Linked DNA regions of Homo sapiens: region 1 is linked to region 2. The links are chromatin loops, found by intact Hi-C in ENCODE. Cell type or tissue: PC-3. All regions are shown on one strand.

Region 1 (8,000 bases), 220 kb before region 2:
CTCTGTCGCCCAGGCTGGAGTGCAGTGGCGCAATCTCAGCTCACTGCAAGCTCCGCCTCCTGGGTTCATGCAATTCTCCTGCCTCAGCCTCCCGAGAAGCTGGGACTACAGGCGCCCGCCACCACGCCTGGCTAAGTTTTTGTATTTTTAGTACAGACGGGGTTTCACAGTGTTAGCCAGAATGGTCTCGATCTCCTGATCTCATCATCTGCCCACCTCGGCCTCCCAAAGTGCTGGGATTACAGTCGTGAGCCACTGCGCCCGGCCTGTTTTCGTTTTCTTGAGACAGGGTCTTACTCTGTTGCCCAGGCTGGTCTCAAACTCATGGGCTCAAGTGATCCTCCCGCCTTGGCTTCCCAAAGTGTGGTTTGTGTTTTTATTAAACAAAAGAAAGTTCTTACCAGGATGCATCTAATGTGAGTAGCTCGATTCCTTGCTGTAACATAGGCTTAAAACGGAGGGTCAGTGGAAATGGGACCTTGGCTGCAGAGAAGAAAAAGTTCACAATCACTCTGAGCTGTTTTATTTTTAGAATAAGTGTGACTCTTTCTCAGAGGAGGTGGGAACTCTGTGCCACATAGCTTTTGGAAAACGACTTCCACAAGGAAATCTGTGGCAATTTCTGAAGAAAAGACAGTCAAAATGCCACTCTGCTCTAGTTTCCCTGAATAATATCTGCCTCTAGCTTACTGAGGAAGCAGGGACTCAAACTGAGCTGTGACCTGAAATTTGGAAAAAACTTGCAGCAAACTGTCAAACTCTAAGTGGAATATATAAGCATAGAATTATGTTAATAAGAAACCAAATTGATTAAAAGCGAATCAACTTACAAACAAACAGAAAACTCACCCTAACATCTAGCAAATGAAGTCAAAATAGAAATACGCTTCCCTTTATCCTGCTCAACGAGAATACCGTATTAGTTTTGGAAGTAAGCTAGCAAGTCACTTGCTTGAATCTAATCTGGCTAAAAAGCATCCACGTCATGAACTTAGGATCATTTTTGGGCAAAAGCCGTAAAAGTCATCACATATTAAATTTTTTGTTCAAGGACTATTATCAGTTTACAAAAGAAAACACAGGACCTGTGATATTAGTGTCTCACTAGCACTTGAATTTCTCTGGGTAACATGAAGTCGGCTGGGTCTGTAACTTACTTGTGACAAAGCCTGAGAATGTCATGTTGATCCATCCACCAATAAGAATCATAGGGAGGACATTTGTTACATTCCCTTTCATCATGTCTGTCAACATAGTAGGATCTAAGACAAAAGCACAAACAAGAAACCACTAAGTTTTACCTCTGTTGCCAGGGACTTTCTCCTGATTTTCTGTAAACTGTTTTTTTTTGAGACGGAGTCCCGCTCTGTCGCCCAGGCTGGAGTGCAGTGGTGCGATCTCAGCTCACTGCAAGCTCCGCCTCCCAGGTTCACACCATTCTCCTGCCTCAGCCTCCCGAGTAGATGGGACTACAGGTGCCTGCCACCACGCCTGGCTAATTTTTTGTATTTTTAGTAGAGACGGGGTTTCACCGTGTCAGCCAGGATGGTCTTGATCTCCTGAACTCGTGATCCGCCTGCTTCGGCCTCCCAAAGTGCTGGGATTACAGGCGGGAGCCACCGCACCCAGCGTTTTTTTTTTTTTTTTTTTTTGAGATGGAGTCTCACTCTATCGCCCAGGCTGGAGTGCAGTGGCATGATCTCAGCTCACTGCAACCTCCGCCTCCCAGGTTCAAGTGATTCTCTTGCCTCAGCCTCCTAAGTAGCTGGGATTACAGGCACACACTACAATGCCCAGCTAATTTTTGTATTTTCAGTAGAGACGGGGTTTCACCATGTCGGCCAGGCTGGTCTTGAACTCGTGACTGACCTCAAGTGATCTGCCTGCCTCGGTCTCCCAAAGTGCTGGGATTACAGGCGTCAGCCACCGTACCCAGTCTCAATATTTTTAATGTCTGCATAGGATTCCATGGTGTGGTCACACCAATCACTTTTGAGTAGACCTATCGATTGTTTCCATTGTTTTTGCCAATAAACGATAAATGATGCTGCCGACAATTATCTTGCACATACATCTGCATGTTTATGTGTTTCCGTAAGAGAATTTCTTAGAATTTCTAGGTCCAAGGATTTGTACATTTAAAATTGATAGATATTGTCAGACTGTCAGCAAGGCCCCACCTCTTGCCACTCCCGCCAATGGTGAGGGAGCCTAACTTCCTCGACCTTGACAATAGTGGATCCTGACAATCTTTTCAATCTTTTGACAGCTTACTGGGCTAAAAAAAAAAAAAAGAGATATCTTGGCCAGGCACGGTGGCTCACACCTGTAATCCCAGCACTTTGGGAGGCCAAGGCGGGCGGATCACGAGGTCAGGAGATGGAGACCATCCTGGCTAACACAATGAAACCCCGTCTCTATTAAAAATACAAAAAATTAGCCGGGCATGGTGGCAGGTGCCTGTAATCTCAGCTACTCTGGAGGCTGAGGCAGGAGAATCGCGTGAACCCGGGAGGCGGAGCCTGCAGTGAGCCGAGATCGCACCACTGCACTCCAGCCTGGGTGAGAGAGCGAGACTCCTTTCTGAAGAAAAAAAAAAAAAAAAAAAAAGATATCTTGTTTTAATTGATATTCCATGGATTATTAGTGAGGTCAAGTAACTTTTCATATATTTAATGGTCTTTTGTTTCTTGTAAATTTTCTTAAAAATTTGTTAAAAAATTAACTCCATACAACCTTAGTCACTCTCAAAAAAAATTAATTATAATACCTTCCGTATGGGTTTAAAATAGCTGGTTATCTCACCTAAAGAAGTGAATAGTACTAAAATGAGAGGAGTCAACACAGAACAACAAATTACTTTGTTTTACTTTTAGTTATTTTTATTTTTATTTTTCGGAGATGGAGTCTTGCTCTGTCGCCCAGGCTGGAGTGCAGTGACGTGACCTCAGCTCACTGCAACCTCCACCTCCCAGGTTCAAGCAATTTCCTGCCTCAGCCTCCGGGGTAGCTGGGACTACAGGCACCCACCACCACGCTAGGCTAATTTTTGTATTTTTAGTAGAGACGGGGTTTCATCATGTAAACCAGGCTGGTTTGAACTCCTGACCTCAGGCAATCAATCCACCTGACTCAGCCTCCCAAAATGCAAGGATTATAGGCGTGAGCCACCACACCTGGCCTGTTTTACTTTTAACATGCTATATTTTTCACATGACTGGTATCAGTGGAAGTAGAAAATGTTAGAGCCAAAACTGTAGGGTAGACCAAACAATCACGTCTAACAACAAAGTCAACAAAATGGCACATCTTGGAAGTACTGCACTCTTCCTCATTTAGGCAGAAGCTGGGCAGCCATCTATTGGAAGGGGATCCAGGCACTGGGTGACAGCCAGGCTGGAATGCTTTACCAACTGTGCTCCCTAGAATCCTGGGTCCTGAGAACAGCAATAAGGAGAGACCCAGGGACAATAGCTCTGGCCTCCCCACTCCATCAGCTGAGAACTATTTTTTTTAATCCACTTTATACATTGGGGTTCTCAGAAAATCTAACTGAAAAAGAGAATTCCACTTCCATAGATCCCTGTATCAGATGATTTCTAAGGTCTAAGATTACTATCTTTTGCAATTTAACATTTAAATAAAATGACACCCTCCCTGCCTACCCCACCCCACTCAAATACCCATGTTAAAAATCTTCCTTAAAGATGAGTGAAGGGAACAAACATACCAGTCATAGGAGAAGGTGGCACTACCTTCCGTTTAGTTTTTTTGAAAAATCCATCCTCTGGGTTGTTGAAATAATATTTTCGTGTCAAGAAAGACTAGTAAAAAAAAAAAAAAGTGTTTTAAGTCTAAGAACTATGACACAGCAAACTGTTAAATTACTCCCCAGTGGCTTAGTCAGAAGGCCTTTAGGATATGCTGTTCCGCTCAGAGCTGTCAGCCTACTTGGCAGGCGACCTGACACTTTAGCTGAGTCACATTTAAAAACAATTTCCTAAGAAGGGTGAGGTCACCATGAGAGCAAACACCACCAGGCCACAGCTTAATTACTAAGTTGCCAACCTTTAGCTTTCCCCAGAGCCCCCTTATAAAACATTCAGATATCTACTGCCCAACAGTGAATCGTGGAGCTTTTTAATAAAAGATAAATGAGTACCTGTTTGGGAATGTATTTTCCATTTTCCCTGAGGACTCTGCTTCGAATTAGGACTTGACTGAAAAATACAACCAACACAATGAGATTTTAAAAAGTGAAACACTAGAAGAAAATGGGAGAGTCAAGTAGAAGACCTATTTAAACACAAGAGAGGGCCTATTTGGCAACAGCTCTGTGTGGAAACTTCCCAAAATACAAGTATCTTTAAAACCAACGTAAACTTATTTAACCTAACTACTAGGTTTTCAGAAAAGTATTTTTCAAAAGTGACTGTGTTTCTGAACACATAAATATTTCAGAGTTAGGTACATTTGGGACATTACACTCAGCTTTTTCTTATTTGATAATAAGCTAGGAAGACACTTTCTCTGAGTGAAAAGAATAGTTGAACACTGCTCAGGAGATCTGGGGTCAGGAGAAAGGGAGAAGAGTGAGGATAAAAGAAGGAATTTCTTATTACCTACAGAGAAATGAGAACAGGCCTTGAGAGGGTTGCTATCTGATGGACAAATAGAAAATCTACCCAGAAGTCAGACTGTTAGAAAGCTCTCAGTAAACATTTATTGAATAAATAAATGAAATTACTAGGTGATCTTAAATCAACTATTAGAGCCATAGTTGATCAATAAATATCATGCTAGGCCAGGTGCAGTGGCTCACGCCTCTAATCCCAGCAATTTGGAAGGCAAAGGCAGGTGGATCACTTAAGCCCAGGAGTCTGAGACTAGCCTGGGCAACATAGCAAGACCCTGTCTCTAAAAAAAAAAAAAAAAAAAAAAAAAAAAAAAAAAAAAAAAATTAGCCAGGCTGGTGGCACGTGCCTGTAGTCCCAGCTACTCAGGAGGCTGCAGTAGAAGGATCACCTGAGCCCAAGAGGCAGAGGTTGCAATGAGCTGAGATGGCGCCACTGCTCTCCAGCCTGGGCAACAGTTAAGACCCTGTCTCTAACAACAAAAAAAGAATACAGTGTTATGCAACAAATGGGTGTTGCTAAGATGCAAATGACAAAACAGAGATCAAAATATTAATTTTTTTCTAGGTACTCAAAAGTTCATTAAAGGAGGAAAAGAGGAAAAGGCCCTTAAAGTAATGGAAATAGTCTTGAAACGTGAAAAAAAATTATGAACAGAAATGAACATAGTAAAACCTGTGCTTGGTAGGGGCCAGGCGCAGTGGCTCACATCTGTAATCCCAGCACTTTGGGAGGCCGAGGTGGGCGGATCACGAGGTCAGGAGTTTGAGACCAGCCTTGCCAACATGATGAAACCCTGTCTCTACTAAAAATATAAAAATTAGCCGGGTGTGGTGGCCTGTGCCTGTAATCCCAGCTACTCAGGAGGCTGAGGTAGGAGAATCACTTGAACCAGGAAGGTAGGGGGTTGCAGTGAGCCGAGACGACGCCATTGCACTCCAGCCTGGGGTGGGACTCCATCTCAAAAAAACAACAACAACAAAAAACAAACAAACAAACAAAAAAACTGTGCTTGGCTTCCTGTCTCTACTCAATACAAACCACTTGTTTTAAACAGTCAGTACCCCGGGGTTTCCCCTGTCACACTACACATATTCTAGTTTCTCCACATGCTGGGAATGTTCCAGTGCCCTTTCCTTTCCGAGTTCTACTCCATCATGCCTTAACATCTTCAAGTCTCAGCATCTCCACGAAGCTTTTCCCAATGCCTGGAGCCCTCGTGGAATTCTCTCTGCTTCCTCCTCCTGAGCTCATTATGCTATACAGTTCTCTACTTTATCTACAGGGCGCAACATGTAATACATTCTGCTCCCTGGATGCTAGTCTAAAGATACTCAAAGTGTGGTGAATGCTAGTCTGTGATAAGCACAGACACTGAGAGTAAGGATTTAGAGACTTTTATAATAATTTGACATTGTCACAACATCCAGATACATGATCAAAATATTTTACAAAAGTATTAGCCTATAAGAGATTAGAAATTTAAAAAACAAAAAACCCCAAAACTGGTCCTTCACCATTGACAGTATAAGAAGCACTGGGTCTAGAGTAATGGGTAAAAACTTAAGCTCTGGAGTTGAACACATGGGTTCAATCCCACCTCTGCCACTTATTAGCCATGTGATCTTGAGCAAGTCACTTAAATTCCCTAAGTCTCTATTCATATTCTGTACAAGGGTAGATTTATTCTTTCATTGAACAAATATTTCTTGAACTTCTAAGTGCCAGGTGACATGAAGAACGGTGATCAAAATACAAATATCTTACGATGGTCAAAGTCTAGTGAGGGGGAAAGACATTAACCAAATAACCAGAGGAATAAATGTGAAATTCAATTATCATGTCCTAGAGAGAGATGGATGGTATTGCAAGAGTGCATAACCAGGAGGTGATGGAGTCTGGAAAGTCAAGGTCTGAGAGTTTGCTGAGGATGTAGGATTAAGCTGGACTCTTCAGGATGAGTGAGGATTACCTTGGCAAAGTGCTGGTGTAAACAAAATGGGCAAAAGCCTCGTAGAAGTAAACACTCTGCCTCTGAGGACCTGAGAAAAGGCCACATGACTGGAAAAAGGAGAACTATAGAAAATGTGATGAAAACAAGACTTGAGAGGTGTGCAAGAGCCAGACTATACAAAATCATGTGGTCTCACTGTATTTTTTTTTTTTTTTTTGAGATGGAATCTCACTCTGTCTCCCAGGCTGAACTGCAATGGCGCAATCCCAGCTCAGTGCAACCTCTGCCTCACGAGTTCAAGCAATTCTCCCGCCTCAGCCTTCAGAGTAGCTGGGGTTACAGGCGCGCACCACCATGCCCAGCTAATTTTTGTATTTTTAGTAGAGATGGGGTTTCACCATGTTGGCCAGGCTGGTCTCGAATTCCTGACATCAGATGATCCGCCTGCCTCAGCCTCTCAAAGTGCTGGGATTACAGGCATGAAAAACCATGCCCAGCCAGGTCCCACTGTATTTTGATCACTGTCTTAAGAGCAAAAGGAAACTAATGAAGGATTTTTTTTTTTTTTTGAGACAGGGTCTTACTCTGTTGTCCAGGCTGGAGTGCAGTGGTACAATCTTGGCTCATGGCAACCTTGACCTCTGGAGCTCAAGTGATCCTCCCATCTTAGTCTCCCGAGTAGCTAGGACTACAGGCACACACCATGACACCTGGCAAACTTTTGTGTTTTGTTTTTTTTGTTTTTTTTTTTTTTGTAGAGACAGGGTCTCACTATGCTGCCCAGGCTGGTCTCTAACTCCTGGACTCTAGTGATCCACTTGCCTCAGCCTCCCAAAGTGCTGGGATTACAGGCGTGAGCCACCACACCCAGCCAAGTGGAGAATTTTAGGCTGAGTTCTTCACATATATGATCTTATATGACTGTACCTGGCACATCCTAAGCACTAGATTAATAGTATCTGTTATTTTTTCCTTTGCATATTTTATTACTTGAACAGAAACTCTGAGAGCAGGGTCGTGACCTTGTCTTACACTGTACCCCACAGCATGCAGCAGAGTGCAAGGCACATGATAGGCCATCAAAAGGCCATTGTTCACAGCCAGGCGTGGTGGCTCTCGCCTGTAATCTCAATACTTTGGGAGGCTGAGGTGGGAGGATTGCTTGAGCCCTGGAGCCCTGGAGTTCAAGAACAGCCTAGTCAACATAATGAGACCACTGTCTCCACAAAAAAATTTAAACATTAGCCAGGTGCAGTGGCGTGTGCCTGTAGTCCCAGCTACTCGGGAGGCTGTGGGAGGATCACTTGAGCCCGGGAGATCGAGGCTGAAGTGAGCCATGATCGCACCACTGCGATCGCAGCCTCAATCACTGCAGCCTCAACCTCTTTAGTCCAGCCTGGGTGACAAAGCAA
Region 2 (8,000 bases):
GAGGGCAGGTAGGAGAGTGCAAGATGAGAGGATTTGATCTCATCAGGGGAAGTTTCTCTGAGGCAGTGAAACTTGAGCCTCCTCCGTAAGGAATAGTGGACCAAGAAGTGAAGGACGACACACACATATCTAGCCGGGGGGAGCAGCATGTACAAAGGCCTGGGGGTGGGCTGAGGCTGGGGACAGGGCAGGGTCAGGCCACCCAGTGCCATGCAGGCTACCGCCAAGAGTTTGCTTTCACCGGAGAGTGAAGGGAAGACGTTGGAGGGCTTCCACCTGGGAGTATCCCCTGTTTTGGCCACTATATGGACTGGGGGGCTGGGCCTGTGAGGTTCCAGATGTCAACTGAGTAGGACAGGAAGACACTTCAGGAATCCGAAGGGATTTGGGAAGTGACCAAGGTTTTCTCTTCCCATCTGTTGCTACTATCTACCTGAAGTCTTGAGTTTCACAATTTTCATGCAGTTTCTTCTTGGTTGTGCAACTCTTGACAGTTTCTAACTTTGGGTTTGGCATCTCGGCCAGAGTCATTTCCTTCCTGGAGCTGGGCTCTCATTGAGTGGAAAATTTGGGGCTGCTATGTAAAATGAAACAGAAGAGAATGAACCCTTCCTCTCCGGAAGGGGCCGGGCTGTGCCAGGTCCAGACAGGGCTTGTGTGTCTGCTCTCTTGGAAGGCTGCCCTGCCTCCGCCCCTTTCCAGCTGCTAGGGCACAACAGAACATGCCTACATCCAGACCCTGCCCACTGCAGACTTGCCACTGGAGGCGACACTGTTTTGGGCCAAAACCACAGGCCAGGGGTCAGAGCACCTGGGTTCTAGTAATAGCTTGTGTTTAGCACCTGATATGTGCCAGGTAAGCATCTTTTCTCACAACTCTTATTATCCCTATTTTATAGAAGAGGAAACTGAGGCTCAGAGATTAAGTAATTTCCCAAGGCCACATAGCCCATAGTGATGAGGCCAACATGGGAATTCAGGTCTGCCTGACCTTACCCGCTTCTTGGTAGGTTACTAGATTGCATCATCACTTGCCCCATCTGGAAAATGGGTAAAGACATTGCCCTATCTACTTTTCTTGTAGACTGGGAAGGTTCAAAGCATACGAGATGGTGAGGTTTTCTTTGTTTCTTTTTTTTTTTTTTTTTGTGAGACAGAGTCTCACTCTGTTGTCCAGGCTGAAGTGCAGTGGCATGAGCTTGGCTCACTGCAACCTCTGCCTCGTGGACTCAAGCAATTATCCTGCCTCAGCCTCCCGAGTAGCTGGGACTACTGGCGCCCACCACCACGCCCAGCTAGAGGTTTTCTTAAAGTTAATTGCTGAGTGGCTAAGGACAGGTCACTTGACCTTTTCCTTCCATGCATTCATTATTCCATTGGAAAAAAGCAAGGCTTTAATCACTGTTGGTCTCTTGAGAGTGGTGTTAGAATGAACAGAGTGTGGAATGCCTCTAAGCCAGTCCCCAGTGTTTCAGAGAGGAAGGGTAAGAGCTAGGGTGAAGTGAACCATCCTTTATTGAACTCCTGCTAGATGCTTAGCTCTTACAACTAGTCTCCTCCAGTTGCAAGTTTTGGACACATACTCAGATGATGCATTAGCCAGGATAGGCTTGGTTATGCTGCGGTATCAGATAAACCTTGAAATCTAGTTCCTCAACGCAACAAATATTGATTTCCCACTCACCTGAAGTCCAGTAAGGGTCATGCAGCCTCCTGCATTCTTGTAGCCAGCTAAGTCATCTAGAACATGTGGCTTCCAAAGTCACTGTGGCTGGGGAAGAGAGGGTTGGAAGAGGCTCACTAGCTGTTAAGTGCTTCGTCCAGGAAGTGATAGATAGCATCTTCACTTAAAATCCACTGGCTAGGCCGGGCGCGGTGGCTCAAGCCTGTAATCCCAGCACTTTGGGAGGCCGAGGCCGGCGGATCACAAGGTCAGGAGATCGAGACCATCCTGGCTAACATGGTGATACCCCGTCTCTACTAAAAATAAAAAAAAATTAGCTGGGCGTGGTGGCGGGTGCCTGTAGTCCCAGCTACTCAAGAGGCTGAGGCAGGAGAATTGCTTGAACCCGGGAGGCGGAGCTTGCAGTGAGCCGAGATCGCGCCACTGCACTCCAGCCTGGGCAACAGAGCGAGAATCTGTCTCAAAAAAAAAAAAATCCACTGGCTAGAACCAGTCGTGACGCCCAGCCTAATTGCTAAGGAGGCAGGAGTATGAGACAGAGCAGATGGTTATTTGGTAAGTACTCTCTCAGCTACAGGTTACCTCAGTTCCAGGGCGCTTACAGTAAGGTTCTGCCTAACTGTGGCCTACAAGGCCCTGCATGGTCTACCTTTGCCCGGCTCTTCAACCTCACCTCTACCACTTTCCCCCTCAGTCATTCCCCTCAGCCACTACGGTCATCCTTCACTTGCGGGGATATGCCAAGTGTTTGCTGCCTAAGGACCTTTGCACACGTGTTCCCTCTCCTTGGAATGCTGTCTCTCCCCAGCTTCCCTACATTCTTCCATGCTAGTCCTTTTCATCCTCTGGGTGTCTGCATATGTGGCCCCTTCTCATGGCAGCTTTTCCTGGCCAGCCTATGGAAGTAGGTCCATCAGGCACCCCTCCCTCGAGTTTGTTTTCAGCATAGAGCACCTCCCAGTTTATAATTAGATGTCTTTTATTTAACTAGCTTAATGTCAGTATTACGGCAGTTTTGATAAAGGATTCCCCATTCCCTAACACAAAATGAATGAATGAATGAATGAGAAAGAATGAGTCATTTCAGCAGCAGGTGGAGTACAAGTTCAGTGGAGAACCAGGGATCGCACAATTAGGAAGGCAGGCTGTGCTCTCAGGTTTGCCTCATTTCAGGTCTAGCTTGAGTTGGGAGTGTGTGTGTGTGTGTGTGTGTGTGTGTGTGTGTGTGTTGTGTGTTGTGTGTGACTGTGTATGGCCTGGAGGGCCAAACCCAGGGATTAGGAGGGAAAGGAAAAGAGAGGGCGCGGAAAGCTGTGTTTGTCCCTGATAGAGCCAGCTGGCACGAGGGTGCTTTAGTTATAGCTGAATCACTTTTGTTTGTTCTGGAAGGGATCTATTCTGGCCACATGAGTCAGCCTAAGAACAAATTACTGTGTAGTTTGACGGGCGTGAAGGGTTGGGGGGAATTTCCAGAGTGTGCTCACCCAGGAAAGACCTTGTTGCCAGCTCTGAGTCCCCTCTGCTCCAACAGCTCCTGGATTTGCCACCGTGTGAAATGTTCTCAGGCAGCTAGTGTGACGGCCCAGGCCCCGTCAGCCAAAGGCCCAGCACCCATAAACATCCTTTAGTCCTTTCTCCTGAAGGAACTGGGCCATAAACAAGCACATAATAAATAAATCTGCATTCTAGGCTTCGCTTTCTTCAGATATAAGACAACTACCTTATACTTGGTAGCAATTATCCCCCAGAGCTGTTACCTGAATTAAATAGGCCACAGATATGGGCAAGAACTTAGGAAAAAAAGCCTGACCTAGAGTTAGAGTGGTCATTATAATAACAGTAGTAGGAGGCCAAGGCGGACGGATCACCTGAGGTCAGGAGTTCGAGACCAGCCTGGCCAATATGGCAAAACCCCGTCTCTACTAAAAATACAAAAATTAGCCGGGCGTGATGGTGTCTGCCTGTAATCCCAGCTACTCGGGAGGGTGAGGTAGGACAATCGCTTGAACCCAGGAGGCAGAAGTTGTAATGAGCAGAGATCGTGCCACTGTACTCCAGCCTGGGCAACAGAGCGAGACTATAGCAAATGATGGTAGCTTAGATCTGCTGGGTGTTAATTTTTTTATCCTCATGGCTGGTCTCGGGTCGGGGGTCCACTTCCACATCTCATTTGTCGGATGAGGAAGCCAAGGCTTAGGAGGATCCCCCTGCTGGTGAGCCTGACTGCAGGACACACTCCAGACTGCGGGAGTTCATTTGCCTTCCGTGGCATCAGTGATTCATGCTCATTAGGAAGAGCACAGGCATTCCGAAAACAAATCAGAGAGAAAAAGAAATCATGCCTGGCAACCAGCTCTGGTGAACCATGACAGGGGCACAGAGAAGCGCTTCTGCCCCTCCCCCATTTCCTCCTTGTATCTGGGACTCAGCCCTCATCACTGTGGGTTCTCAGCCTCAGCAAGGCAGCTTTCACGGATATCCAGATTCCAGGCTGGGTGCAGTGGCTCACACCTGTAATCCCAGAACTTTGGGAGGCCAAGGCAGGTAGATTGCTTGAGCCCAGGAGTTTGAGATCAGCTTGCGCAATATGGCAAAACCCTGTCTCTACCAAAAAAAAACAAAAACAAAAACAAAAACAAAATTAGCCTGGCGTGGTGGCGTGCTCCTGTGGTCTCAGCTACTTGGGAGGCTGAGGTGGGAGGATTGCTTGAACTTGGGAGGTAGAGGCTGCAGTGAGCTATGGTTGCACCAGTGCACTCTAGCCTGGGTCACAGAGCAAGACTCTGCCTCAAAAACAAAAACAAAAAATCCAGACTCTGTCTGAGAACTGCCGTGTCAACCTTCTGGTGCCTGTGGCCACCTAAGCTATAGATTAGCTGTTCCTTCCGTCACCTGCGTCCCCTTCCTATCCCTGGGGGTCCCAGCAGGGAGAACCCTGGGCTGCCCACCTCCAGTGTGTGACTGAGGCTGGCTGCCAATGGCGTGGGCACAGGCCCCCACCTCCCCTGCTGCTGGGCTCCTATGTTACTTTGCTCTCATGGCCACTGTACCTCTCGGGACTGTGCACCAAGTTGCTGCCCACCTAGAATCGGTTTCCATTAGAGTGTTTAAAATGTTAAAAATAGCCTTCCACCCTAAATGCTTCCTTCGGAGGCCCGAGTTGGGAATCAGAGGTTCTTTTCTATCTGCACCTTTCTGGCAGAACTGAAGGAGGGTGGCTGTTTGCACAGTGTTGTGGGCCCCTGCCCTGGGCCAGCCACTTCACATTTGTCATCATGGAGCCCTGGGACGGCCCTGGGAGGTGTGGGGTTATTATTCTGATTCCACAGGAGAGGCGCATGAAGCTCAGAGGGTTAGGAGGTCTGTGCCTGGGCGTGAAGCTGGAATCGCAGAGCTTGGGTCTGGCTCAAGCCAGAGCCGACGCTTCCCCACGCTTACTCTTGTGATCCTAGTTCTACTCTTTGATCACAGTCTGTGTTTTTGGATCTCATGATCCTGCAGAATCAACTTTATGTGTGGAATTCTCTTGAGAATTTAATCCTGGGAGGAAAGAGTGCTGTCTTGGAAGCCTGAGGCTGCCCCTGTCTATCTGTGATAAGAAGTCCGTGAGCAGCTCACTCCTGAGCCTTGGCCTTGGCAGATAGGAAGCTCAGTGCGAGAGTTAAAGCTTGTCACAGCCCTTTCTTGTAGGCATTTGGCCTCCTTTGCCTCATCCTGCCTTTGGTGTTCTATTTTTATTTCACTAGCTCTCTGGTGTGCCAGCCTGAATGAGTGGGCGTTGCGTCTTTCTAGCTAGCAGGGAGCAGGTTTGGAGGGATGAGGACAGAGGCCATTTTCTCCATCTTCATGTTTGGACAGTGGGACAGGCATGCATGGGCCTGCCTGTCCACCCAGCTCAGACCATGCCGGCAGCTCCAGGGTGGAGATGAGGGCGGTTCATGTTTATACGCACCATTTATTGCTTGCATTTTAAAGACATCTAAAAACTCAAAGCTTGAGAAGATGGGGGTTTCACAGGAAACCAGAACTTCTTGTTGGGGCTGACATGGGGCTCTGTTGGCTTACATCCGTGGCTGGTGTGACCTGGTGCCTCTTGTGTGGGAGGGTGGATGTTAGCCCCAAGTGTGCTGACAGGTCTGGTCACAGGTAGCCCTGCCGACACCGCCCCTCCCCATCTGTTCCTCACTCCTGCTCACTTCCAAATGCCCTGTGGTGCCAGGTGGGGCCACCGCATGTCACTGCAGAAGGAACAAGAAAAAGAAAGAGAAAAGCTGGACTCTCTTTAGGATGAAAACATAATGACATTTTTTATCTTCCCCACGGGTGGAGCCCACAGAGGTCGGCCACAAATGGGTTGGTGGCCTTGATGTTCCTGCCAAATGTGTTTTGACAGAGAGGCAAAGATTTGTGCTGAACAAAACATTACCCTGAATAGGACACTGGACTGGGAGCAGTGGCTCAGGCCTGTAATCCCAGCACTTTGGGAGGACAAGGTGGGAGGATCACTGGGGCCTAGGAGTTTGAGCCCAGGCTGGGCAACATAGTGAGATGCTGTCTCTACACAAAATTAAAAATTAGCTGGGCGTGGTGTTGCCTGTAATCCCAGCGGCATGGGAGGCTAAGAGAGGAGGATAGCTTGAGCTCAGGAGTTTGAGGCTGCAGTGAGCTGTGATCACACCACTGCATAGCCTGGGTGACAGAGCAACACCCTGTCTCAAAAAAAAAAAAAAGGAACAGGACACTGAAGTTAAGTAAGGCTGTAAGTATCACCCTCATCCCCGTTTTACTGTGATGAGAACAATGAGGCTCAGCCAGGCAGGCCTCCGACAAGGAGAAGGTGCCTCATTTGCTGGGATCATGGGCGGTTCTGGGTGTAGGTGAGACCTTTAGGGAGCATTTTATACTGTTGCGGGCCTGGCCTCTGCAGGAGGTCACTGTTGGGAAGTGACTTCAGCGAGCCCAGCCGGCCCTGAGCCAGGGGAGCCACTGCTGCCCTTTTGACACAGATGTCACAAGGATGACAAGCCTTTCCAGGAGCATAAGCCCCACTTGAGGCAGTTTGAGGAGGGAGGGTGGAGGGAGAGAGGCAGTCTCTCCCTGCCAGAGAGGGGAGGCTGGGAAAGATGAGGACTGGGAGTGGCGGGGGGTAGCCTTCCAAGGGAGCACAGGCAGAGCTTTCACTTCTGTGCACCCTGGGAGCGACAGCTCTGTTCCAGACCCGTGCTTGAATCAGCACTCACCCCGACATTGTTCATTGTCATTCTGTACAAGGGACTGGTTTTCTGTTGTTGTTGTTTTTTGAGACAGAGTCTTGCTCTATTGCCCAGGCTGGAGTGCAGTGGCACAATCTTAGCACACTGCAGCCTCCGCCTCCCAGGTTCAAGCGATTCTCCTGCTTCAGCCTCCTGAGTAGCTGGGACTACAGGTGTGCACCACCACGCCTGGCTAATTTTTGTATTTTTAGTAGAGACGGGGTTTCGCCATGTTGGCCAGGCTGGTCCAGAACTCCTGACCACAGGTGATCTGCCCTCCTTGGCCTCCCAAAGTGCTGGGATTATAGGTGTGAACCACTGTGCCCGGCCTAGGGACTGTTTATTCTCCTCCTGGGCCTGTGGAAGGCAGTGGGATGCCATGAGGCAGACAGTGATCCTGTGATTCCTGCAGGCAAGGCCCTTGTTGGAGAGAAACTGGCTTCTAGACTCCGAGTTTCAGCCACAAAGGCCTTGGCCTGATGGCAATCAGGATGGGGGGGTGTGGCCTATAGAACCACTGAAGTGCCCGTGGAGCCCAGGTTGGGAGAGAAGTGCATGTTCTCTGGGTGCCCTTACGTCAGTGGTTCTGGGAGGAGACCCCGCCTTCCTGCCTCAGTGCTGCCTGCCTCCCTGTTTCCCTTGGGCAGGTCTTGTTCCCCGCTGAGCCTCAGCTTCCTGACTTGAGATCTCCAGGGTTGTGGGGAGGGTGCTTGAATTGAACGTATCAATACACAACGTGGACATTCGTTGGTGAAAAACAGAAGTGAGGTGGATCTGAATCTCATGAAGGGCTGATTCATCGTCTGCTCACTGGAGCCAGAGGGGTCCCCAGGGCAAACGCTACTCACACTAGCTTGGAAGACTCAGTTCTCGTCATTACTTTAGCTAGCTTGCTAACTGATTTTTTTTAAAAGAAGTATACTTTACTGTGTAAATAATGCATAATGATTTTGTTGAAAAATTCTATGATATGAATAAATCACAAAGAAAAAAACCCCACAATATAAAACAGGCCAGGCGCGGTGGCTCATGTCTGTAATCCCAGCACTTTGGGAGGCCGAGGC

What was found. Peaks named below come from ENCODE experiments on the same cell type or tissue, not always from the same donor. Only the 100,000 strongest peaks of a DNase experiment are listed, where the experiment ranks them.
Region 1: it touches region 2 in a loop (2.0-fold over the local background); 2 of 110 quality-filtered maps call a loop at or near these places.

The regions. Positions count from the first base shown.
Region 1 is chr3:9,973,227-9,981,226 of GRCh38, forward strand. It overlaps EMC3 (ER membrane protein complex subunit 3), which reads right to left. Exons shown (of 8, transcript NM_001394674.1): 2 at 4,163-4,220; 3 at 3,731-3,824; 4 at 1,158-1,262; 5 at 402-483. Among named protein-coding and RNA genes, the nearest start is that of EMC3, 9.6 kb to the right of the region's middle. RefSeq lists an enhancer at 3,203-4,402. In PC-3, no CTCF peak of the experiment used is centred here; DNase peaks (open chromatin) are centred at 3,165 and 3,955; H3K4me3 peaks cover 1,242 bases; H3K27ac peaks cover 2,295 bases.
Region 2 is chr3:10,189,149-10,197,148 of GRCh38, forward strand. All of the region lies in intron 2 of IRAK2 (interleukin 1 receptor associated kinase 2), which reads left to right. Among named protein-coding and RNA genes, the nearest start is that of IRAK2, 28 kb to the left of the region's middle. RefSeq lists enhancers at 455-534, 3,034-3,343, 7,577-7,871. In PC-3, a CTCF peak has its summit at 3,892 (motif pointing left); DNase peaks (open chromatin) are centred at 2,973, 3,993 and 7,703; H3K4me3 peaks cover 450 bases; H3K27ac peaks cover 6,946 bases.